2 separate regions of the Homo sapiens genome follow, and region 1 is linked to region 2. Evidence: read pairs that join two places in POLR2A ChIA-PET (ENCODE). Cell type or tissue: endothelial cell of umbilical vein. All regions are shown on one strand. Links, peaks and the distances in the headings refer to the core of each region. The heading gives the core; the rest is flanking DNA. Region 1 overlaps PPP3CA (protein phosphatase 3 catalytic subunit alpha). Region 2 overlaps PPP3CA (protein phosphatase 3 catalytic subunit alpha).

Region 1 (13,073 bases), core at 6,608-9,107, 67 kb after region 2:
TGATACAGATTTCTAGATATAAGCAAATGCTGTAATAAACTGCAGTGTCCCCTTTATCTGAGTAATTGTCTGATTTTAGAAGTTTGTGCATTCTGTTAATGAACTACACATAGCTGGCTAGCTGGTTTGTACTTGAACTTACCATCCACTTATGGTTCCATAACCCTGGATTATCAACAGGAGGAAGCAGATATATACTTGTAGTATATATCTGTGGTTAACCTCTAACAAAACCTCTAAACAAAATCTTTCTCTGCAAAATTGTAGATTTTGGAAAAGAAGAAAGTTTTGGTAAATAGAATATCCAAAAACCAAATCAATAAATTCAATAAATTAATCTCCTCATGCTGAGAATTAGACATAAATTTAGTTCTTTAACATTATGGATTTTATTGTCTTGGGGAACTGTGGCTATTATGGAAAAAACACTGGGTTGAAGTAAAGGAAGCTGAAAGTAGTGAGGAACTCCAATGGTGAAAATTGCTAAACGATTCAGTAACGTCTTTTCTAAAGGAAAAATTGTGATCTGTTAGTTTAGTATGAACTGGAAAAACTTGTATAAGAAGTTTTTCTACTTCATGCAAGTCTTCCAAGATGATAAAAGCCAGTATTTTGGAGAAACTAAAAGGTCTTTATAGAAAAATAAATAATGAGTCAAGAATTAAGAGCACTTGACTTCTAAATCGTAGTATTGACACAGTCTTGCTGAACAGTTTTGAAATGCTGATACATTAAAAATCTAGTTTTCATTTGCAGTTTGTAAATTTATTGTTTCACAATTTTTAACAACATACTCCTCTGTCCCCAGACAACCTAATTTTCGTAAACTTTAACATGAAATTATATGATATTATAAAATTTTTGCTCATTGTTAACAAGTTGACCCAATGATGTTCTTTAACGGATTTCCCTTTCATACAGGCAAGTAAATAGGACCAAATGTGTAAGTCTTTGCACTAAGTGAAAGATATTGTTGAGTAATTTTATGTGAAAATGTATATTTTATATTACATTGGTTTTGTATCTTCTATTCAGGGTGACAGCTGTATCAGAGTTCTTTTCAAGCTATTATTTGTATAGCTCTTATAGTGAAACCTTACCCTAAGGTGTTCAGTATTATCTACTTTGGTTTACATTCTCTAATGCAATAATTTAATTGCCAGTATGAACTTAGAAACAATATAATTCTTTGAAAAAATAATCAAATTATAATATATATTTATTTGTAGATTTGCTAAATTTATTTAGACTTGCATACCTAACACTTACATAAAACAAGATTGGTTCTTGTTTTGAACACCTATCCCTTCTCATTAAAGAGCTACCAGCATCTCTCTGGATAGAAGATCCAAGGCAAATGCTTGGTTCTGGTCATGTTTATCTTTCTGACCTGTCCTCTCTCCTTTGCCAAGATTCTATTCTCAAAGGCCTCTTTGTCCTCAATATGCTGGCTATTATCTTCTCTACTTAGAAGCACACTGGTTTTAGGGATTCTTAGACTCGCCCTGTGACTGATTCATTGTTCAGTTTGTGTATTGCAAGAGCTTACTCAGCTAACTACAAAGAGTCCCTTGTCACTGCCCTTGGTTCTTATTTTTCTCTCATCAGCACTACTTTGCTGTAATCTATAGTGAGTAAAGTCCTGAACTTCTGTTTAATGACTCCTGGACTACCACACCACCCATTAGTCTCTGAATTCCTCCTTTGTGGTGGGTGGCTTTATACACACACATAGACACACACGTTAATATTTATGTTTTGTTTGTATGTACTTGAACCCCCATGCCTGTGATTTCAAAGCTTTATAGCTTTCCAACAGTGATATTGGGGTTGGGGGAAGCTCTTCCTTTCCCTAAGAAATAAAGACAAATACTTTCTGCATGTTATTTTTCTGTTCCTATTTCAAACCTCAAAATGCTTCAACTTAGATCAAAAGTCTTTGGCACCACTCCTTTGTGAAAATTATTTCCCATAAAGTTTTGCTTAAAATGGGCTAATGGAGGGAAGGAAGCAATATTAAAAGGCAGTTATGCAAAAGTAATTGTTTGCTTAGGCCTTAATTAGTAGTTGATTATTTAGGCAGAAGATATGTATTTTCTGATAGAAAGAGATAAGTGATAGTGTATAAACATCACAGGATATTGGCCACTCTTGCCACCGTTTGTTTAGATTAGCGATATTCAGAACTGCTGAGTGACCCGACTTAGGGAAATTACCAAGATAGATTATATTAGATTAATTGCACCAAATAGATTAAACAGCTCAGTGTATCTGATAGTTCTTACTTTTCCAGTACAAAACAAATGACAGGTTATTTCTCACAGGGAAAATAACCATCAATATTTGTGTCATATCAGGTTGCTAACAGATATGAATAGTAATGCTCCAGAAAAATAAACTTATGTTTTATTTCAATATATTTAATGTGTTCATTTTGTTAAATGCTATAACTCTCTAAATTTCTGACATAAGTATATACAGTTCTGTTAATAACCTGCTGAAGACATAATAAAATTTTTGGAATATTCAGCCAGATGAATGGATATTTTCATAGAGCGCTAGGAGTGTTTTAAATACTTGTATTGTGCATCTATGTTTTTGATGCTTTTTAAACATCATAAGTATTTGGGTACCCCACCCACCAGCATTCTAATTAGGAATAGGAAGCAAATAATGGGAAGCCAGGAGAATGTGGGAAGCATTTAAGTGTGAACTTGCCTTAAGGGCAAAAAAATTGTCAGAGCCTGGTTGTTCAAGAAGTGCTGTCAAGGCCAAGTAAAGTAGAAGAAAAAAGGACCTAGCCTCCTGAGGATTTGGGGGCCCTGAGCAACCAAGCAGACAGCTTGTATTATCAGTTGGCATTGGCATATTGTGCTGCTCTTTGGACACCAGTATCTTGGGTAACCAAGAAGATGGAGGATGGGGACCAATAGTAAGTGAATATTATAGCCAGGCAAGCCTTTACTCTGTGTGATGTCATGGGCCCAGCCTCCATCCTTTTGGGTATCTCCTGGATACTTTAGTATGTTGACCACTTTCTTCCTGAAATTTGATATCAAAATGGTGAATGAGATAATAGGACTTAAGGATAAATCCCTTATCTTACAGCTGAAATATCCAAGGCCTGAGCAATAAATACAATGAAATACCCAAAGACATGTGGTGTTATCAGCCTTCTTAGGTTCATCCCTCCTTCCTAGATGCCATCAATCACTTACGATTCTTTCATATAATAGTGAAGTCCTAATCTCACAGCAACCTAGAATGAGCAATGAAAGAGGTTGCCTTTCCAGTGTTCATCTCCTCCACACATAGCCCCTGTGAGGGGGACCATACTAGTACACAGAATGAAGGCTGTGTGTGCTATGAGAGGCTCAAAAGCATAGGTGTATTTAGTAATACTGAATAGGTAAGGATAGATCCAAGAGCTTGTTAGTGAATCTGCATCTCTGGAGATTCTGATTCAGGGCCCATAAATCTGTAGTTTCAAAACCTCTCCAAGTGGTTCTGATGTAGAGTTAGGTGGGAAAACAACCATAAGATGTATGGAGGTTCCACATTCTACCCCAGACTTGCTGCACACTGTATTGAAACCTGTGACTTAAAGGCTTAAAATAAGCACAATCTCAGATAAGTTGAAGGCCTTTGGTTTCCATCAAAGCAAACTCCACAAACTTGTCAATCTCTATCAATCACAAGGGTATCTCAAAATCTCTGGCCTCTTAGTTGAGGATTTTCAAATTAAGCATAGCGTAGGCCCAATAGAATAATCCTAGCACAGCAGGTGTTTCTTGTGTGCCTCCTGGGCACACAAGTGTCTAGGCACTGGGGATATGGCGGACAAGACTGACAAGTTATCCAGCTTAGCAGTGGTTATATTTCAGTGGGAAGAATCAGAGAAGAAACAAGCATGCAAATAAATCAATTAGATAATGCTAATTGTGGCATAATTACTGTGAAGGATGATAGTGGAGGGAGTTTGCTCCTTTGTACAGGATGGTCAAGAAAGACCTTACTGAGCATGTGACGTGTATGTGAGACTTTATGGATGAAAGGAAGGTAGCCTATGAAAATTCGAGGAAGAAAATACCTCCATTTTTTCCATTATGTTTTATTTTGAGTTACTGTTTTGTTGGGCTTTGAATTTTTCTATGATTATATGCACGTCATTTTCCTTTACTGAACATTATGATAGGTGGTCTTTCTATAGCAGACCTATGGCTATTCTAAGGTAAAGTCAGTGACAGTGTGATGATATGTGTAGCTAGATTTCAGGGTATTTTGTTTTCCATGCAGAGTTTACAGCAATTACTTTTTTCTATTTTATATCATCAAGCCAAAATCCAATTATTGCAGTGATATTGTAAATCATTGAGATTATCTCTTATCACAAAGTTATTATAGACCAGGAAGAAGAGATTAATTTTGTTTTTGTAAAACTAAATTCATGATAATGTACTTCTATACTTAAGCAAAAGAAAAAATATCCTTATAATATTTGCATTGTCTAGAGACATTTTTTTTTCATTCTGGCTGCCAGATTATGCTTCAGTTGTATGTTAGTGTCTATAACTGCTTAATGCCTAACCCGCAGTTTACAACCTAAATTAATGTCTTGGTATTTATGTCATTTACATATACAGAGGTAAAAATCAATTATCCTTGAATCTTCAGACATGGCCAGGAATTAAAATGGAAGAGTAAAAAAGATACAAGAAGCTAGAAGGGGAGAGAAAGGAAGAAGATGCTTTAGAATGTCTCCAGAATGCCTTCCACTCCTTATTCCTCCCACCTCCAAGCACCGGAGTTCTATTCTGTCTGGGACCTTGACATTTTAAATACAGCCATTTTGAAATGCCATTTTGATACAGCATCTGTTAAATTCTTATTAGACTCCAGAAACTCTTCTAAGCTTGTTACGATATTAACACATTTAATTCTTACAATAGCCCAATAATGTAAGGTACCAGTATCACCCCCATTTTATAGATAAATACATTTGAAGCTCAGAGAAGTTGAGTAAATTGTCCAAGTTCACTCAGATAGTAAGTAATACAGCAAGGGTTGGAGCCTCGGTAGTGTGGATCCAGAGACTAGGCCTTTAAATGATACCCCACACCGCCTCTAATGCCTTTGATTAACCATTTTGTCTTGGGGATGTTTTAATAACAGCCTAAAATATGACTGTTAAACTTGCCATAGAGATTCCAAATAATGTCTGAAGCCTATGTCTTAGCCCCTCACTTGGCTTCCTGTTGTCCCTGAGCTTAACTTACAAATGTTTGACCCTCACCTCTCTGTTAGGCAGCAAGGAGAGGGAGAGAGCCAGTAGCAAGACATGGGCTATACAAAGTGTCAGCGTCACACCCATTGACATGTGAAGGGCTGCATAAAATTCGTTGCAAGGAAATGTCTTGCTTCATAATTTGTTTCCTTGAAGTTCCTTCCTTCAACTTCCAAACCTAATGGAGGGCACGTGAAGGCATGGTTTCCAGCCATATATTTTCTGTTTTGTAATTTTTGGTTTGAAACATGTCATATGTATGACAGATATAAAGTTTCCTACAATTTGAGAGAAAGTGGTGCTTGTGATAAGTAATCCATACCAACTATAATTTCAATAGATACATAGGTAGAAGAGTAATTATATTATTACTTGTTAGCTAATAAGCTTTATCCTTGCCTATTTAAAAATTTGGTAACAAAAATGTGCTAATTAAGTTTTTAAGATGGATATTTTTAAAATTATTATGCTCATATCTTATATGTACACACATATATAAAATATATAAAAGTTTTAAGAAGTGTTTTACTATTTATGTTAGTTTTTACAGCTCCAATTATAGCTGTGGAAGTCCCCAGAGCAGGTACTGGCATCCATGCCTGGCAATGCTTGGACCATCCCATCCAGTGTTCTCTATTTATTCCCCCTTGGTTTAGATATCACATATGATTACAAGAAAGCACATATGTCTCTCACAAACCAACTTCTCAATGCCTCAGAATATGGATTTATTTGCTCAGCTCTAAGAATAAAAAAATTATTTATAAACTATGTTTTAAAACATATTTTTTCAAAAATGGAAGAATATGTTTCTGGTGTTTCTACTGTGTATCTCATGCTCAAGAGAGGGAAGAAGCTATATGATTGGAGTCTACCAAAGGGATGCATTAGTAGTAAAGATCCTTGTTATTTACAGCCATTTTGTTAGTATTTAAGATTACCAAGTGCAGACATTCTAAAATGGAATCCACCTGTACCTACTTCATGCTTATAGTGCTGTGGGTTCTTAGTAGCTAATTCTTGACAGTAAAGACAGGAATTTATAGCATGTAACATTTTTATTTCATTGTTTTATAATTATTTCATCATTGAACCCACTTGACTCTTTTTTTCTATGATCTTTTGTCAAGTAAGGAAATAAAATTTAAAACATTTTAATAACTTGCTTGTAATTGCAGGATATAATGTGTTAAGATCTACTTTTGGCCTCCTGATTTCTTATTCACGAATGCGTTCATTCTGTGTAACTCTTAGTGTTGCAGAAGCAGCCACATCATGTTCACCATTCAAGCACAAAATTTTTAAAATATTACACAATATATATACACATACACACATATATATTAGTATAAATACATAAAAATATCAAAGATACCATAATGTGGTGGCTGACAGGAAAAGCTTTGGATCAGGTGAATCTGAATTTAAGCCCTGGGTCATTTATTTTTAGGAGTGACCCTACCAAGCCACATAACCTCTCTAAGCTATATTATTTCATTATCTGTATAACTGAGATAAAAATATTATTTTTAGAGTTCTGAAAGTGGAAACGAAATAAGTATTAAATAAGTGAGTTTTTAAAAGAGACAAAATAGCTCTTCCAAGAAAGTTGGTTTAAAAGAGAAAGTGAGAATGTTAAGAAATACCAATTCCCAGTAATTTTTTTTGTATTATGTGTCACAGCTTTTAATAATTGTAGTTTTTTTCACTTTAACATTTTGTAAAAATGCTCCTTTATAATTTAAGTTTAATTGGAGTTTTTTTTTTTTTTTTTTGCCTTAGTGGTACGTAAACTAATGATGTGTCTTACAATGGATAACATTCTAGATTCAGTGAAATGCAGGTTTTATGATACATATCTACATTTCTTTCTCTTCAGGAGGCAGTAATGTGTAGTGGCCATGTATTCAGACCTCAGTTGTACATAGATTATGCCAAATTCCTGAACCATTCTTTGGTGTCGTCTTTTACCTGCAAAATGAAAACATATCTCATGGCATTTTTAGGGTTACATTAAAAAATGTGTGTAAACATCCTGGCAGCGTCTCATAAAGAATTTTTAAGTGCACAATGATAGCCATTATTGTTATTATTCTCTTCTTTTTTTTTTTTTTTTTTTTTTTAGTTAATCTGTATACTAGTGGACTCAGACATTAGAGCCAAGTTTGCCACTAATTAAATTTGGAAACTTGAGCAAAATACTTAGCTTTTCTGTCGTACTTCTTGTTCTGCAAAAGAATGTTTTGGCTCAGATAAACTTGAAATTAATTCTGGTTCTAAAATTTTGTAATTTTATTATTTAATTCAAAGTCCTAACATAATATGACCATAAAATGAATTTTGTTTCTTTCAGTTTGTGGGGACATTCATGGACAATTCTTTGATTTGATGAAGCTCTTTGAAGTCGGGGGATCTCCTGCCAACACTCGCTACCTCTTCTTAGGGGACTATGTTGACAGAGGGTACTTCAGTATTGAAGTAAGTCTACATCATGTCTTCTTTGCTGTTCAGTTATGGATTAACAGTATCTCAAAAAAATAAAAGCAGTAAATGTTATTGCCTTATGGAAACCTCTAACAATGAAATTTAATTCACTTAATTCATAGGATATTACATATTATATTTTCAGTTGATTCCCATGTGTTTTTTGTTTGTTTGTTTTTGAGACGGAGTCTCACTCTGTCGCCCAGGCTGGAGTGCAGTGGCGTGATCTCTGCTAGTGAGCAGAACCTCTGCCTTCTGGGTTCAAGCCATTTTCCTGCCTCAGCCTCCTGAGTAGCTGGGATTACACGCGCCCACCACCATGCCCAGTTAATTTTTGTATTTTTAGTAGAGATGGAGTTTCACCATGTTGGCCAGGCTAATCTCAAACTCCTGACCTCAGATGATCCGCCCACCTCGGCCTGCCAAAGTGTTGGGATTACAGGCGTGAGCCACCATGCCCGGCGTGATTCCCATATTTTTTAATAGAGATGCCAAAAAATGGTAAATAGTAAGATTTTGCCTTTTGTACATTTTATATATTTGCAAATTTTCAAAAATTACGTTTTGCTTTACAATAAATAATTCCATTTTCCATTGAAAGAAATAATCAATGTTGATCAAATAAGCAGGAATGTATTTGCATGTTTATGCCTTATAATTGTGAGACAGTAACTTACCTTTGTAAATTGATAGCAAACTGCATGTGTCTCTGTCTGTGGTTGTCTATGTGTGAGTACACTTACAGCTGCTGTATTTTGTCTTTTTTGGCACCTGTCATCTAACTAGGGTAATTTGTCAAACTCATTAATTAAAACAAAACAGATAACCTTTGAATAGAGGTTCTTCCACAGCCTCCCATCTGCATCTGCTTTAGGTAAGTAAAACTACATTCAAAATAAAGGCAGAGACCTTGTTTTATTCATATCTTTGTTCTTCCTGGTGCCTAACACGGTGTGTTAATAAATAATTTATTGAAAGAAGTGGTTTGAAATTGAATAAGTTTTAAAGAATCAGACCTCATGTATAGTAGCTGACATGGGCTATCAAAAGAGATCATTAAAAAGGAAAATGATTATTCTTAATTAAAGAGAGAAATCAACATTATTGTCTCACACCAACATCATATATTCATAATAATCATAGAAAAACATTCTATATTTCAAAATTTTTATTTCAGTGTTTTATTTGCTAAAGGGATATTTAAGGTTGAAAAGCATGTCATCCTTAAACAGCTTTTGTTTATACAATTATATCAGTTTTATTTTTCGGTTATTTAATTCACCTTTAGTCACTGACTACACGCAGACACAGAAAAGTTTATGTAGACATATATGTATTTCCGCCAACATAATAATACCGTCTGCATTTAAAGATCACAGATTTCTTAATTATTCCTGGTGATGATGAGGGAAGAAGGAGTGGTGATGGTATATAAATCCCAAAAGAGAAGTTAAATTCTTGGTATTTCCTCCATTTGATAAACAAGTATGGTCAAGCATATAAAATGTATATGCACCATGAATAGGACTGTGAGGAATTTAAAGAAATGTAACATACATTCTTGCTCTCTAGAAACCTAAATCTACGTTGCAAAACAGAACCATAAAAATCTGTTTAGAATCAGAAGCCTGGAATATGTGATTATCCAGAGGTCAGTAATTTAAATGGATTATTAAAACCTTGTGATAAAGGAGATACAAAATAGTAAGTGTGATTGGATTAGAGAAAAGTGAAAGAATATTGAGAGCACACATGTTTTGGGAAGACTGAATCAAAGAACAAGTAAGTTTTAGCTAGGAAGGAAATTAAAGTGAGCAAAAGTACAGAGGAAGAAATTAGTGAACTCTGCTAACCTTGTTTTTTTGTTCTTGGGGCCAGCCTGACCAGCTTAACTGATGGAAAAGCAATTGAGTACTAATTTTGTAAGACCTTTATATCACATTAGGACTGGTGTCTGCCAGGATTAACAACAACAAAACAAAACCCCTACATAATGGTGGTTTGGACAAGATAGATATTTTTCTGTGTGTAAAAGCCCACAGACAGCAATCCAAGACTGATGTGGCACAGCGTGGTGCCAGGGCCTAGGCTCCATCTGCTTTCTTGCTCTGATTTTCATGGCTTCATTCCACAGACAAACTAGTAACCCAAGATGGCTACATCAGTTTCAACCATCATTTCTCCACATAATATTCAACAAGGAGGAAAGGGAGAAAGAGAAGGGTATATCTTCTTGTTTAAGGATGTTTCCCAGAAATGGCCCAATTCCTTCAACTTGTATCCCTTGAGCCACAGTTTGCTGATATGGCCATAGGTGATTTCGTATGTGGCCAGGATTAAGGAAGACTGTGGTAGGCAATAAACAGCAATGGGAGGACAAGGATTTCTGCTCTTCTCCTTGAATTAGGGTTATATAGAATGTTTTCTTTCTTTTTCTTTCTTTCTTTCTTTTCTTTTCTTTTCTTTTCTTTTCTTTTCTTTTCTTTTCTTTTCTCTTTCTTTCTTTCTTTCTTTCTTTCTTTCTTTCTTTCTTTCTTTCTTTCTTTCTTTCTTTCTTTCTTTCTTTCTTTCTTTTCTCTCTTTTAAATGAGACAGGGTCTCCCTCTGTCACCCAGGCTACAATGCAGTAGCACAGTCATAGCTCACTGTGGCTTCATTCTCTGCAGTGGCACAGTCATAGCTCACTGCAGCTTCAATCTGCCTGTCTCAAGTGATCCTCCCGCCTTAGCCTCCCAAGTAGCTGGGACTACAGGCACACACCACCATGCCCAGTTAATTTTTATTTTTAGTAGACACAGGGTCTTACGAAGTTGCCCAGGCTGGTCTCCATCTCTTTAGCTCCAGCAATTCTCCCACCCTGACCTCCCAAAGTGCTCAGATTACAAAGTGTGCAAACCTGTATTCTGGCCTGGGTTATGTAGAATCTAAGTGAATATTTTAAAAATTATTTTAGTAACTCTTAAATTCATCTTATTCATTTAACATTTGTAGCACTCCTAATAAAGTTTTTCAGGATGAATGAAATAGGCATCCTACTTTCCTTGAAGCTTGCATTCTAAGTGAGGAAATCCCAAGACTATCATGTTGGAGTGATTATTTTTGTCAGTCAAATGATGTTGTGCTGCGTTGGAAATTTTTTTTTATTATAACATTTGTGACTTTTCACAACTTCCTATCTTTCTAAAGGTAATCAAAGGTCACAACACTTGCTTATTAATTTTATAATAAAGTACGATACTACATCATGTGTGGCTTGAGTAACAGCTGGCATAGTTGGACTTTTCCTTCTTTGTGCCACCAACTCCATCTTTGGATAATATTCTTTAATCTTATTGTTCTTTATTTACCTTTTTTTGTTTGTTTTTTGTTTTTTTTCTTGAAGAGTGCAGGCTTCTGAATCTCTGTCCTCAAACCACCTGAAATTTTCTAAACTTTTTCTAATTAGAGCATTTTAGAATTCTTTTTTTTTTTTAAGTAAAGATGTTGCTGGGTGTGGTGGCTCAACCTGTAATCTCAGCACTTTGGGAGTCTGAGGCAAACAGATCACGAGGTCAAGAGATCCAGACCATCCTGGCCAACATGGTGAAACTCCATCTTTACTAAAAATACAAAAGTTAGCTGGGCATGGTGGCATGCGCCTGTAGTCCCAGCTACTCCGGAGGCTGAGGCAGGAGAATCGCTTGAACCCAGGAGGCGGAGGTTGCAGTGAGCCGAGATCATGCCACTGCACTCCAGCCTAGCAACAGAGCAAGACTCCATCTTAAAGAAAAAAAAAAAAAGGAAAAAAAAGAAAAAAAGACGTCAAGAAGCAGTTTACTAATTTGTTCCTCAGCAGATTTTTTTAAAGTCTACAATTAATCTAGATATTTGAACTATGAAATTTGCTATGTTTTGTTTAGTATGCTCCTTTTGAAATTCAAGCAAAGGATCAAACTGGATGTTGGTGACATATGAAGTGTAGGAATTATGGGGCATTTAAAAGTTCTAAGATGCATGTATTGGAGTCCTCATCTTCAAAAACAGCTCTTTAATTAAACTTCAAGAGTCTGAGACTACAACCCAGGGACTTGCCACATACATACAAAAATGACAAAATGACTCATATGTGAAATGTTCCATTTTGATTAGACTGTGACCTTTGAGAGGCTTTGGAATGGCTCATTGATATCGTATGTAAAATAGCATGGACATTTATATAAAATGTACCTACTGAAAATACTTTAAGGATTTTTTATTGTGGATTAAGGAAACTGACATTGTTAGCATGTTGTAAATGCTGTTGTTTCAATAGTTTGAATGACCTCATTTATTCTTGACAGTTTTGCAAGGAACATGTAAATACGTTCCTTTTATGAGTGCAGTAACTGAGGCTCGGGGGTCACACGTGGTAAATGGCAGTGCTGGGATTCAAAGCCTGTGTTCTTCCACTAACCCCAGGCCTTTGCCATAGTATATTCATTACATGTACCACAAAGCACCACGAAAAAAAAAAATCAGTAATGCAGAAACTGGTACACACTATTATATTCACCCATGCATGAACAAACGTACACACAGCCTTCTCCCTATCTATATAATCTGAAGATCAAAGCATTAGATATAAAATGTTCTCTGTGAGTATGATACTGTTGTTTTAAGAAAAATCCTAAAATAAGAGCTCAGTTTTCCAGCGTGTATTATCCTAACAGGCTTCAAAAGGATCTCAATTCATCTCAATAATTCAGGGCTCCACTGCAGGTATTCTCCTTTGGCTATCCTCTGGGCAAAGGGGAGCACTTCAGTTTAATTTTTACCAAGTCAGCTTTGAAGGATAATTTCAGATTTCAAACAGTCTCTGCTGGGTATATTTATAAGCACTAGGTAATGTGCTCTGGGCAGTACACAGAGCTCATTTTATGCATTACCCCCACCCCAGTCTTCTCCTTTTGCCAAAATTAGAAATCATTTCCCACAAAGTTAGCCCAAATAAGACAAGCAAGCTTTTGAGTAGTGATGAAAGAGGTAATTTTGTTTTGAGTAATAATTTGTCTTACACCAAATACTGCTCTTGCCGATGATTGCATTACAGTACCTAATCTCTTTGATCAAGCATATGTGTATATATAGGTCTGTGGCTGAGTGTGTTTCTCTGAGAACACAAGGAAAAACTTAGAATTGCAAACAGAGGCATGCACAGCTGTTTCCTTCTATTCACTTCCTCAAACTCCCTTTCTAGCCGTTTTGCACTACACTGCCTTGAGCTGGCTTCTCAACTTAGATCCAGATCTCAACTCCAGGCCTCAACAAGTTTAAGTGTGAAGAGGTG
Region 2 (13,073 bases), core at 4,400-6,899:
ATTTGATATCTTTTCTGATGTTAAATTCCTTCTACTTAGTAGCCATCAACATATTTATAAATGCCCATAATATACCCAGTAAAAGTCTGTGAAAGTCGAGATACTTAGTATGTTATTTTTTTAATTTTAATATGGTGATCATAAACTTGTGATGGTCTACCAATTTGAAAAAATTCTCATGAAAAGCTAGTAAAGGGGAAAAAAGTACTTACCAATATTATTTTAACATTCTTAAATATTTTTAAAAAATTATCAAAGCAACACTTATTCTATTTTATTTTATTTTATTATTTTTAGAGACAGGGTCTTGCTTTGTCACTCACCTGGAATGTAGTGGTGCAATCATAGCTCACGGTAACCCTGAACTCCTGGGCTAAAGCGACCCTCCCATATCAACTTCCTAAGTAGCTGGGACTATTATGTAGTAATATAGTGTGCTAATGAGGTGCACACCACCATGCCCTGCTAAATTTTATTTTTTTGTAGAGACTCACTATGTTGCCTAGGATGGTCTTGAACTCCTGGCCACAAGTGTTCCTCCCTCCTTGGCCCCCCAAAGTGCTGGGATTACAGGTGTGAGCCACTGCGCCTGGCCAAAGCAGTATTTATTACCCTAACATCATCATGACCCGTAAACCTAATTTACCATTAGTTTAGGTTATGGGTAGCTCTCAAATTCCCAGTATGAGAATATTGTTGGTGAATTCTCTATTACCAGGGTTACTGTAGTAAGATATAATGCTAATTATTGATTCAAAATAAGAAATTTCAGTAATTATCAGGGAAGGTCAACTTCCAGAATAAATTTAAGGCATACAATTATAAATAATAGGAAATACAACTTAACTGTCAGATGTCCACAGGCAGTAGGTTAAATGTGGATTCACATGCAGGCCTTTTAAAAATGGCCTGCAAGGAGAGTGGTTTTATTTTCACAGTCTGTCCTTTTTTGTCTCAGTTATGATTTTTGCTAGCTCCCTAGTGACCCATAGCTATGTTTTAGCTTTTTACCAATTCTTAGATCATGAGTAGAACCCACTTGTTAATTATGGGTGCCAAATTGGATGATACTACAATTTATCCTTCAAACTGGTACACTTTTGAAAGTAAACAGGGAAGCTGTTACTAATTATACTACCACAGCACATTTAATCCAGGACTGTTCCAGATAAACAGGGATATTAGGTTTTCCTAGTACTATGCCTCGAAGGTCCCCAGTTTCCACCTCTGCTCATCTCTGCTAGATGTGACCACATGTTCTTAATGTTGGCCAACTTGCACATATAACTTTGGGTGCATTAATCATGGTCCTATCATTTTTGGGTGACTACAGAATGATGTACTACAAGTGCAGATTATAACTATCTGCACTAACAGTATGGAGGTGACTTCATATAAATAATATTTTACATGTAGGTTTTGAGTATGTTTGTATTTGAATGTAGACCTGAGTGATTCTTCAGAAATTAATACAGTAAAACATTAGAAATTTAGGACAGTGATGGTGGAGTGGGTCAGTTAGATGTGAAAAATTGTAAGAAAACATTTCTTCTAGACATGGAAGAATAGGCATTAAGATTGACAAATTATCTTGATTCAAATATTTTAAAATATTTTTAGAATTTGTATTTATTAAGTATTTACCCTGAAATAAGTACTGCACGAAGCATATTCATTCAGTATTGTCCAGTTGCTCTTAGCATGAAGTCACTGGTGTCACCTTGATGGCAGTGATGAGACAAATTACTTGTTTCACCTCTTTAAACATCAGATAGATTGCTGGGGACAAAGAGACAGCATGGCTTCCAACCATTACACAAGTCCCCCTTCTGCAGCCAGGATCATGTCTAGGATGATGCAGTTATGGAAGACAGCATGCTGAGTTTCTATTAATTTGATGAATCACCAAATTGAGACCAGTGGTGGTGGTGTCCAGGGACAAAGTGAATTGCTTCAGCAGTGGGTAGATAACCCACTGTTTTTCAGTTAACTTTTTCAGCAAGGTAATAATTTCCTTGGGATGGTATCCAAAGGGTGGCAAACCTCTCCCTAAAAGTAGTGTAGATGAAATCTAGGCTCAGTTCTGTAGCTATTTTCTTTAACTAGCACTCTAGGAACCACTCTAGGAACCAATATTACACTTACATGAGGACTTGTGATGACCTGGACACCTCTTTTGTTTTCTACGATGAGAGTGAGATGAAATGGAGGGGGAGTGGGTGATCGTTCGAGAGATAGTTCAAGAAAGAGAAGAAAATTGTGGGGAGTCAAATATGATGAAGGGATTTGTAAGATTGGTGATAACAAGAAACAGTTGATTTGACCAATAGACTTAGGTTCCACAGACAAAATAAGAATCATTGAGAGTTAGCCAGGGGTCATAGAAATAATTATCTGCTGACTAAGAGTGACCAGGGAATGCTAGTTTTGAAGATGAGGAAAGGATTTGTCAGAGGTGGTTTATGTGTGGTTGGATTGAATCTGAGGAATTAGGACAAGAGGGGCAATAGTAACACTTCCATTAATATGAGGGCTGTGTGAAGAACACTTACCAACTTGAGGGTTTTATGTTAGATTTAGTGATGTCTAGGTGTCATGACAAATGTAAATGCTTATTTCTAGAAAGGGACCAGTGGTAAAATTATGATGGGAATAGACATGGCCTTTTTGAGGATAGACCTTTAGAGGTTTCGGAGTTGACTTACTCTGGATAATTATGCAATTTAGAATGGTAAAGGCAAAGAGAGGAAGGGTTTTAGCAAAATATGTATCCTGATTGGTCAAAGGACTCTGGGAGCACAGTACCAAAAGTCTGTCCAGTAGAGGTCAATGGGAGACAGTGTGACTATATTTGTTAGATAGAATACATTATTTTCAGGGGCAGTATGACCATGATTTTAAATAAAAATTTCAGATGTAAAGGTAAGTCTTTTTTGGAGCAGATTTTGATTTTTTGCTTAATTAATCAAGGCCTAATGCTAAAACTGTTAAGTATTCATCATGCTACTGACAAATAAAATCTGAATATTTGCATATAAAGTAAAACTGAAACATGGATTCATGCTTGTGTTCTAGATTCTTTCACATAACAACTGCATTTTATGTGTAATGGGCATGTTTTAAGGGTAATGCTTTGCCACCTAGTGAGAAGATCATTGGCTTTAGAATAAAACAGACATAGGCTCTAATCCTGCCCACAAGTTACCTAACATGCTCCTCATTTAAACTTCTGTGCAAGTGATTGAAATAATTTCTACTTTACAGTGCTGTGAGACTTGAGATAATGTTGAAAAGCTCCTCACGTAATAACTGATATGTAGTAGGAACTCAGTGACCAAAAAATATCACTTATTACCACTAAAATTGATCTATGTACATATATTCACTGAAACCTTCTGTAAATGGATGGATATATATGTTTATATTTAGTAAACAGAAAAAATAATATTTCTTGGTATATAGTAGTGTACTCTGGATAATGATAGTCATTGTTATAGGAATTGTGTTTTTTTTTTGTGCTTAATTCAACAGTCATTCCTGGTAAGATATATCAAAGATTTGCTGATGTATTCAGTACTTACTTCATATTTGCCCTTCTGATGTAAATCAGAAACAATTAAAATAATTTATAATAGAAAATTCAAAAATTCAATTCATAGAATTTATATAAACCTTTTCTTACTTTGTTTGATGTACTTTCTTAGCACCTGAATTCCACTTTTCATTTGACTCATATGAGTTGTTTGACATTTGTTTTGGTTCCAAGTAAAAGTATAGTTGTTTTGTTTAGGATCTTCTTGACATTACTGAACTACAATAATCCCTTTTTTTCCCAAGCTTAACAGGAAAAGGAGGGTGAAAATAATAGTATTAGTGAAAACTATTGTCTAAAAGTGATGAGAGTACAGGACTACTATGAATCAGGAATCCCGAGAGATTGTGCCAGTTCTGACAATGTCTTCCTGTAATTCATGAAGAGGTTATTCTAGGTGATCTCAAAGCCCTTGTTGGTTTTCATTCTATGAATGCATTTCTTACTCCAACTATATGTTACATGACTTCAAAGGGAATATCTTGATTAGTCTAATCAGGGTTTCCTCCTGCTACCCTTTAAAAACACCTCTGTGTCAAAGTAAGAGATAACCTCAACTTTTGTTATTGTGTGATTTAACTTCCCACCATATGATGAATTCCTGAACATTTTAAAACCACTAGTTTTATTTTTGTGAGTACTTCAATATCCAGAATGATTTCTGTCGTTAACGTAATGAAACTTCCACTCCTACATGTGTTTCTTTTGTCTTTAAAATATAGCAGGCCTGTTTCACAAAAACATTTTCTTATTTAAATATGCATGCTTTTATATTCTTCTCATATGAATAATATGTGAATTGACTACTTTTTAATTTGAATAATGTTGTGGCTATAGAAAAAAGCATGGTGAAAAGGGAATGGATTTAGGAATTTTAAGTAAAATATCCTAGTATATCGTATATCTATTGATATTTTATTGGTCACATTTTATTGGTGTTTGTCACATTTCACTGTGGTTTTTTGGGGGGGCTTCACAGTAGTTGTATTTTAGTCACAGTAATTAAAATTTAATAAACAGTTCTCTGTGATTTTCTCTATCTTGATTGTTCTCAAGGGTTAGTCATTTGCCCCATATGTCTGATAATTGGTCATACAAATCTCTGTTGCTAAATTCTTGACTTTGAAGAATGTTTGATTTTCTTCTGTGCTATTTTCTGCTCTAAATAGTCATATAATTTTACTTTTGGAAGAGAATTAGAGACTACTCCAGCTACTGGCCTTACAGATTAGGAGGCTTGGAGCAGTCAGGCACTGCCACTCACAGCTGGAAAGTGCTGAACTAGGCCCAGAACTCTGGTCTTCTAGATGCTCTTGTGGATTCTCTGCACCAGGTCCCCCGACCCTTCTTTGTTTGTCATCTATTTCCTTCCGAATAACAATGGAGAAGGTGATGACTTTACTTCTGCAGCACGTTATTGTTGCTTTTGCAATTTAATTTCTGTTGGCTGTATTAAAATTTAATGTTTGTATACACTAATACATTTAACAGTTATTCTTCAGCAATAGACATGAGTTTTTCTACTCACAAAAACCCTGTAGATCACATAATAACTGACCTTTTCCTACTGACCTTTAAATAAAGCAATCCCTTAATGTACTGCTCATTTTGTCCTTGACCCAGAGCTCACTTCTGCTTTCTTACATCATGTTTGGCAGCGGGACAGAGGTAATAACCTGAGAGGCGTGATGTTTGTGCCTTCCATGACTACCCCTGTTTAACTGCTGGGAAAGTTTCCCTCATCTTCTCCCGTAATTATTTTTAAATGTCTTCAGACTTGAGGGAGTAAGGTTTTGTGGAGACCATATAATGCTGATGGGAGTGTACTAGAGATATCCATTCTGTATTTCCTGTGGAAAATGGAATAAAATAGAATGTTTTCAGTTTCTTAAACTTAACTCCTCTGTGTGGTAGAATCAAAATCATTGTATTTATGCCTAAAGAGCAAACTACTCCACTCCTATACTGAGGTTTCTTACTGGCAATTCCTCTCCATTTGAAAATAGAAGATGTTTCATACACCAAAGAGCACTACTTTCTACCTGCTTCTTTCTCATCAACAATATAGGACAGACTCAGGCATACACATCTTTTAATATGGTATACAGCTGCAGAATTACAAAGAATTAATATGCATGTATCGTAGATAGCTTTAAGTCCCTTTGGACTCCTTAGATGCTCCTTTTTTCACCAACATTCTAATAGAGTTATAATACAGCATTGCAGCTGGAAGAAACATTAAGGCTAAAACCAAATCAGGTAGTATGTTGAAAGGAATGGTGGACCTGCCACTGACCAGCTGGAATAATCTTGGAGCAAATCACTTCAACTCCCTATGCCTCCATTTGCTCATTGATAAAATGCATCAGCTAACAAGGTACAAGAATTACCTGGTGATCCCTTTTCTCTGATTTCATTCAATTATAGTTGGCTATTACTCTTTCCCAGAAGTCTACCACAGGTCAGCCCCTAAGTTCTAATTCAAGCTGTCAACTTTAGTCTTCCCTTTAATTTCTCAGAAGTAAAACGTTTTTTCTTTTACAGGCCCCTTCCAGTTTCTATAGCTTCAGAAACAAAGATGATGTCATTCCAGCTTCTTCTTCCAAAAATTCTTTGTTTCTTTTCTTTAGTCTTTGTTTTAGGATTTGTTTTCAAGGCATTTACACCTTTTCTTTCTAGCATTATAGATTATCTTAGATCTTTGTTATGTCTCCAAATATTTTTCGGGACTTTAAGTCTTACCTTAGTCCTCTGACTTCCCCCTGAACATGGATTTCACAAAGTACACCCCTTTATAGCCATAGTGCCTGGATTCAACCCAGCTCTGTCACCTCCCAGCTCTGTGACTGTTCAAGTTACGTATACTGTGTTTCAGTGTCTACCTAGAGTTGTGGGGATTAAGTGAGTTAGTACCTGTCAAGCTCTTATAGCTGTCTGGCATATAGTAAGTGGTATTTGTGTGAGTGCCAGGCTTTACAATCTTACCGCAGGCTTTGTTCCCTTTCCCTATCTCACTATTCTTGGCCAACTGAGCATCTCACCTTCCCCAGACTTACACTTCATGTCCTTAGACTTTATATTCTTTTAGATTAAGAAGGATACCTCCATTGTCACCCACAGGCTCCCCTTAAATACTTTACAATATGTATAATTTTGTGTTTAGGTTTGCACACATATTCTTTATATTGTTGTCATCCTAAAAGTTATTCTCATAATACTTAAAGCTTTCATACATTGTTAGGAAGAAATGTTGTACTTAATTCAAGAAGATGTTTTAGAAAATATTTAAGCCAGATTATAAGAATACATAAATACAAAACGATGTATTATTTCTTTTAAAAATAAGTGTACCTAAAGTCATTGCACTTTAGTGAAGAATTCCCTAACCCCAATTAATTTTGTGATATCTTAATGAAAAAATTAACAAATGGTGTGGTTGTTTCACTTCCTTGAAAATACATCGTTTAGGTTCATGTTTCAAAAGAGCCAATTTTAAGCAATACTGAAGGAGACAATCTTATTGATAAAAACATAAATATTTAATAGAGCCATAGTATATTAAAAGATTTTGAAAATATAAAGTTGATTGATTTCAGTAACTTCCAAACTATTTGTTAACAACGTGGTTTTTTTTGTTAGTTTGTTTTTCTGGCGGGGTGGGGGGGGCGTAGTTTTTGTGTTTGTTTGTTTGTTTATTTGTTTTAAGAAAGGGTCTCATTCTGTTGCCCGGGCTGGAGTTCAGTGGTGTAGTCATAGCTCACAGCAGCCTCGAATGCCTGGGCTCAAGTGATCCTAATGCCTCAGCCTCCCAGGTAGCTGGGACTACAGGCACCCACCACCATTCCCAGCTAATTTTTAAATTTTTTTGTTGAGACAAGGTCTTGCTCTGCTGCCTAGACTGGTTTCAAAGTCGTGGCCTCAAGTGATCCTCCTACCTTGGCCTACCAAAATGTGAAGATTACAAGCATGATCCACCATGCTCTTTTTTTTCTTAATGAAATATTTAAATGCAAAATTCCAAATATAAAACAGAGAGGTTATTATTATATTAATTTAGCTAAATCAGGAATTTTTTTGATTGAAAAATTAAAATTATTTGGATGGAAGACATCTTTGCTAAACTGTTATTTAAAACTTATGTATGCTTGCAGAGGGACCTCATCTCTGTGTCCATTTTCATGTCTCTAGCTATATAAATCCTGACATCACTGTCTTTCTAGTGGATAAGAATAAGTGTGTAGTGTAAATATGATACTGTTACATTTTAGCAATTAATAAAAATGTCAATTGCTAGGGCTGGATATAATTGCAGAAACGACCTAGTGTTTCACTTTGCTGTTTGAAAAAAAAAGCCCTCTAAAGTTTGGATCTTTTTTTTTCCTTAGCACTCAAATTGTGAACCACTAGGTTTGCAAACTTTTGTACATCCAAGCACAGCCTCTCTCTTACCACAGGCCAAATAAACACCCTGCCTACCACACATCCATCTATTCCTCATTGAAATGTACCTGAGCTTATAGGACATTTCACTTACACCCCTCACCCCCTCATCCCCCAATAAAGGCAAAAGCCCTGTTCCATTAATCCCTAAAAGCCACTGTCAGTGCCCAGAATCTGTCTTTAGAATCTGGGCTGTGTTATTATTACACTGGCCCAATGGCTCTACTTTTACACTAAGAGGAAGAAGTTGTAGAGAGGAGTCTGAGGAGGGAAGTTGGCTTGTGGAGCTCCGTGTACATGTGGGTTATCATAAATCTGGGAATGCTGGATTTAAATGTCCAGTTAATTGTTCTTCAGTGCAAACAAATCTAATGTGTGCCTTGTAGTTAATTGATTTTATTAGTCTGAATTGTGAAAATAAAGTAGCATTGCAAGTTTTGAAGCCTTTTTTTACAGGATCATTAAAAAATATATTTAAGTGAGGACGTGGGTTTTAGAAAGAATGAGAACTTAGAGAGTTATGTTTAATATGTCTTGTGGGAATAAGAAAGCAAATGAATTCCCATTGTAAGTTAGAATTTGTCCTGATTTAAAAACTAGATTCAGCTTCCCTCTGCATTAGAAAACTAGGTGATTTCATGGAAATAGGGCTAAACCTCCTAAGACTCATTAGAGAAGGGACCACATGTGCTTAGAAAGGAGTCTGAAATGAGGAAGGGGGACAAAGACTCGTTTTAAGATTTTAAAAGAAAGGAAAGTGAGGAAAACATTTTGGGGACATTTAGTCACAAGGGAACTGTGACTAACTCTGTTAGTCACAGTGCTGAATACTTTTTTACATGTTTTCATAATTAAGGTCCTAAATAACCTCACAATTTGGTAATTAATGTAGCACCAACTATATTCTAGGTATTCTTGTAAGTTTTTGGAATATATCAGTGAATTAGAAGCAAGATGGGTACATAATTCTCTCTGTAGATGAAATAGCTGAAGCCAGTAATGTTAAGAGCTTGTCTAAGGCCGCAGATAGAAGTGTCAGAAATGGGATTTGGACCAATCTCTCTGGTTCTATGCTCAGGTTGTGGGAATATAGCATGAATTTCTAGACATACTCATGTTGAGGATTTTTTCCCTTACAATAGGATAATAATACCTCCACTGCCTGTCATGGGCTTATTGAGAGAGTCAAGCGGTACTCTGGATATGATGGCATTTTGTTTCTTCCTTTCTCCCACTGCTCTCCATCAGTACTTTGATAGAGCACTAATGCTCTGGATTAAGTCATTTACAAGTATGACTCGTTTAATAAGAAATACACAGCTGTAGTCTACAGACTATCATTCATTCATTGAATCAGTCAGTCTACAAATATTTATTGAATGCTGTCATGCATTAGGCATTGTGCTATATATGGCAGTGACATAGTAAATGAGAGACATGCTCATTTTCTCATAATCCTTATATCCTAGCAGAAATCGGTATTAAACAGATTACACAATTGCATATATTTGTGGTAAGTATTACAGAGGAAAACTAGAGACATATTTATGTCTCTTATACCTATGCCTGTTTTTTACCAAGTAAATTAATTAGTAAATTAATGAATGGTGAGAATAAATTCTTCTACAAAGTCATGACTGAGCATGGGCACTCTAGAGTTATGCCAGGGTTCATAATCCAGCCTTATGCCTACTGGGCTTTGGGACTTTACATGAGTTACTTAACCTTTCCATGTTCCAGTTTCCTGCAGAATGGGGATAATAATAGTTTTAGAAGGGCTGAAAGAAGGAACATTGGGAAACAGTTTAGAACAGTGCAAGATATACAGTGAGTGCACAATAAGATTTAGCTATTATTATTTTTATTACTATTGTCATGTAGCGGAACTTCACAGGCAAGTTCTCTTTTAACCATAGTATTTACCTAAGCTGTCAACCTTCTTTGAAGGGTTTTTTTTTTTTTTTGAAAGAATTGTTCATAAACGAGTATGCATCAGAACCAACTATGGAGCTTTAAAGAATATACATGTTTAGCTCCTATTGTGGGAGATTGTTATTCAGTAAGTCTGAATTGAGCTCTGCTTTTCAGAAGCTCCACAGATGACCCCGATTCACACACCAAGGTAAAAACGGATGGCTTTCAAATGACACAGAAAGGAGATTTCACACATGGCAGGGAAGGAATGTAAACTACTGACAACCACCCAAAGGACTTTTCTCTGTGTACCTTGGGTGAGTATTGATAGCTACTTGGAAAAATGTGATAGTAAGTAAAACAGTAAATATTTAAGTATTCCTGTAGATGCTAGTTAATTCCTTTTTAAATGGGATTGAATTTTAGTACTTTAAAAAATACCAAAATGATTATTTGCCCAAATAAGTTTGACTAGACTAGAATGCGAGCTCCTTGAAGGCAGGGATTTGTGTCAGTTTCACAGATATATTGGTAAATGTATCAGTAAATAAGAGTGCTCAATAAATAAGAGTTTAAATAAATTGAATGAATTTTGAAAGCTTAAGATATTTGGGGAACAGATAAGAATGATTAATTATAGGCTGGGCAAGAATTTTTGAGTGAAGGTAGATGAAACGTGATTATTCTGTTACTTTTCTTAGTAAAATCCAAGTATAGGTATATCTAAGAAAAGTGCAGACATGTAGAGAAGAGATGCTAGGTGTGAGGTTGACCCAAGCATGGTGAACATTTTTTGGCAAATATGAAGGCAGTCTCCTGTTGTTATTTTTTTTTTTCACCTCTCACCCTACTTCCATGATATTCTTTCCCAGCCCTTAACTCCTTTCCAGTTAGTTAAATTCCATTTATTTATTTGTAGTAACATGCAAAATGTTTATTGCTTTTGCTTTTTAAATTCTGACTGATGCTCTCTGTTATGTAGTTAACTGTGGCTTTAGAATTACCAGGAAAAATTATAGCCTTGAGGGTCCAGGAGATTAAAGCCTAACATCTCAGGTACTTTGCAGTATATTCTGCCATTGGATCTCTATGGGAGATTTTCAACAAGAGTCAGGAGGAGTTTTTTTTTTCTTTTCTATGTAGTTTTATATAATTGTGGGAAAAAATGTCTTGATGCTCTAAATTACAGACTTTTGTGTTACTTGTTCTAAGGCCACTTTTCTTTTGTTATTTCAATTGGTAAGCCAAGAATCTTAAATTATTATCTGGGAGTAATTTAAGTCACTTTTGTATCTTGTGTTACAGCTGTTAATTGGACCACGTTTAAGATCAGCAAATGCTAGCAAATAAATACTGTATTTTATATGGAAAACTATAGAAATAGGGGAAATTTCCATAATTGTTAGCAGAGCCAAAAAACTTGGGCCTTGCCTGATAATTAGCTGCCTAAATTCAAAATATACTGCATGACACTTACTGTAAAATGAACAGTCTTTTCAGAATCAAAACTGACTCCCCAAATTTAAGAGGATAAAAATCACCAACATGTCTTAAAAGCATGGTTTGTAAATTATTTCTGAGTCAGCATTTTTTGAAGCCTCTTCTTACAGATTTCTCTAAGGTTGCAAAGTCATCACATAAGAGTCAGCAGTAAAAAAAAAAAGGCATTTACTTCTTCTGGTATATAACATTTGCATGCTCTACTTGCCTTTTAGCAGCTTATAATCAGATGCTGAAAACATATTCACCTATAGAACTGGGTAAAAATCAAACCCATAGGTAGGCATTTAATAACTGTCTCTTTCTTTAGGCCTGTTTCAGTTTATGTTGATCTCAAAGGATATTTAGCATATATGTGCCATTACCGTGATTGCTTTTCAGCTTTAGGATAAAAGTCAGAGTCTGACTGATGCTCCCCAGGGTTGCCACAGGTGGTTGGGCATGTCTGCACTACACGTCTCATGACATGGTAGCCTGGTAAATAGCGCCCTCTGGAGTACTGTAGGACATAGCCAGAGTGGTCATTTGTAGTAGCCTTGGGCATGCACACCATTCATTCTTGTCTTTGCTGCTGACTGAGCATCTTCTCTACGCACTGTGCTAAATCCATGTAGAAGGTAAAAGTGATGAATTTCACTTACGAGCTTTATTAGAATTTAGGTAATATATTCACTTTCCTAAATTGCCTATACATGATTACCATACTAGGCACTCAGTTTGATCTTCAGTGAACAGGCAAGGCTGGTTGTTGACCTTTGTATGTAGGTATAATTGCTTAACTGCTTATCTGTAGTTCCTGTTTGCAATTAATTGCCCTTGTGCAAAAGTGAGCGTCTCAATTTCCTGTTTGCATTTGTGACTGAAGTCTATGAAGTAGCTTTATTATTGTTTCATTCAGTACATATTATTGATCATCCAGCAAATAGGTATAAAGGGGAAGATAGAATTATAAAGAATTATAATTCTTATATCATTGCTTTAGAAGGCTAAGATGGTGGATTTAGCACATGTATCATCATATGTGTAAGCAGATACAAAAGACTGGTGTAAATTTCTGATATAATAAGAGGTCTTACTTGCTAGACATGTGGATAGTATGGCATAGCTCCTAAAAACTAATTTTTAAGGAGACGTATATATGGTCTTAATAGATATTATTCAGTTCAGTACCTGAACCTTTTTGCCATCAGCCAATTTTTAGTCTTTCTTTCATTGGACCTCCTGAGAAGTTGACACTCCCTCTTTCTTTCAATACTTTCTTCCCTTGGTTATCAGGATACCATGCTCACCTGCTTTTTCCTTAGTTTGTGGTCCTTTTTACTTAGTCTCCTTGGAGGTTCTTCTCCCTCTTAGAGTGTCCCACAATTTAGTCCTTAGACTTCCCTCCTCTATCTACATTCACTGCCTTTGGATATTTTCCCTATTGTCTTGTTCTAAAAATTGTCTTTTGTGAGATGATTCCTAAATATTCTCATCTTTAGCCCGGTCCTTTCCTCTGTCCAGTCTCATATTTCTAGTTATCTACTTTTCTCCATTTGCCTGTGTGAGACACACCTCAAATTTAAACATTTCCAAAGCCACACTTCTGACCTTCCTTCATAAATCTGTTCTTCCTACTTTGCCTTCC

What was found. Peaks named below come from ENCODE experiments on the same cell type or tissue, not always from the same donor. Only the 100,000 strongest peaks of a DNase experiment are listed, where the experiment ranks them.
Region 1: POLR2A ChIA-PET joins it to region 2 with 5 read pairs; 2 of 35 experiments call an interaction of 5 or more read pairs at or near these places.

Annotation. Positions count from the first base shown.
Region 1 is chr4:101,103,643-101,116,715 of GRCh38, reverse strand. It overlaps PPP3CA (protein phosphatase 3 catalytic subunit alpha), which reads left to right. Exons shown (of 14, transcript NM_000944.5): 3 at 7,638-7,762. Among named protein-coding and RNA genes, the nearest start is that of MIR8066, 130 kb to the left of the region's middle. RefSeq lists an enhancer at 1,185-2,006. In endothelial cell of umbilical vein, for the core only: no CTCF peak of the experiment used is centred there; no DNase peak of the experiment used is centred there.
Region 2 is chr4:101,168,274-101,181,346 of GRCh38, reverse strand. The region is part of intron 2 of PPP3CA (protein phosphatase 3 catalytic subunit alpha); the gene reads left to right. Among named protein-coding and RNA genes, the nearest start is that of MIR8066, 66 kb to the left of the region's middle. In endothelial cell of umbilical vein, for the core only: no CTCF peak of the experiment used is centred there; a DNase peak (open chromatin) is centred at 5,356; H3K27ac peaks cover 31 bases.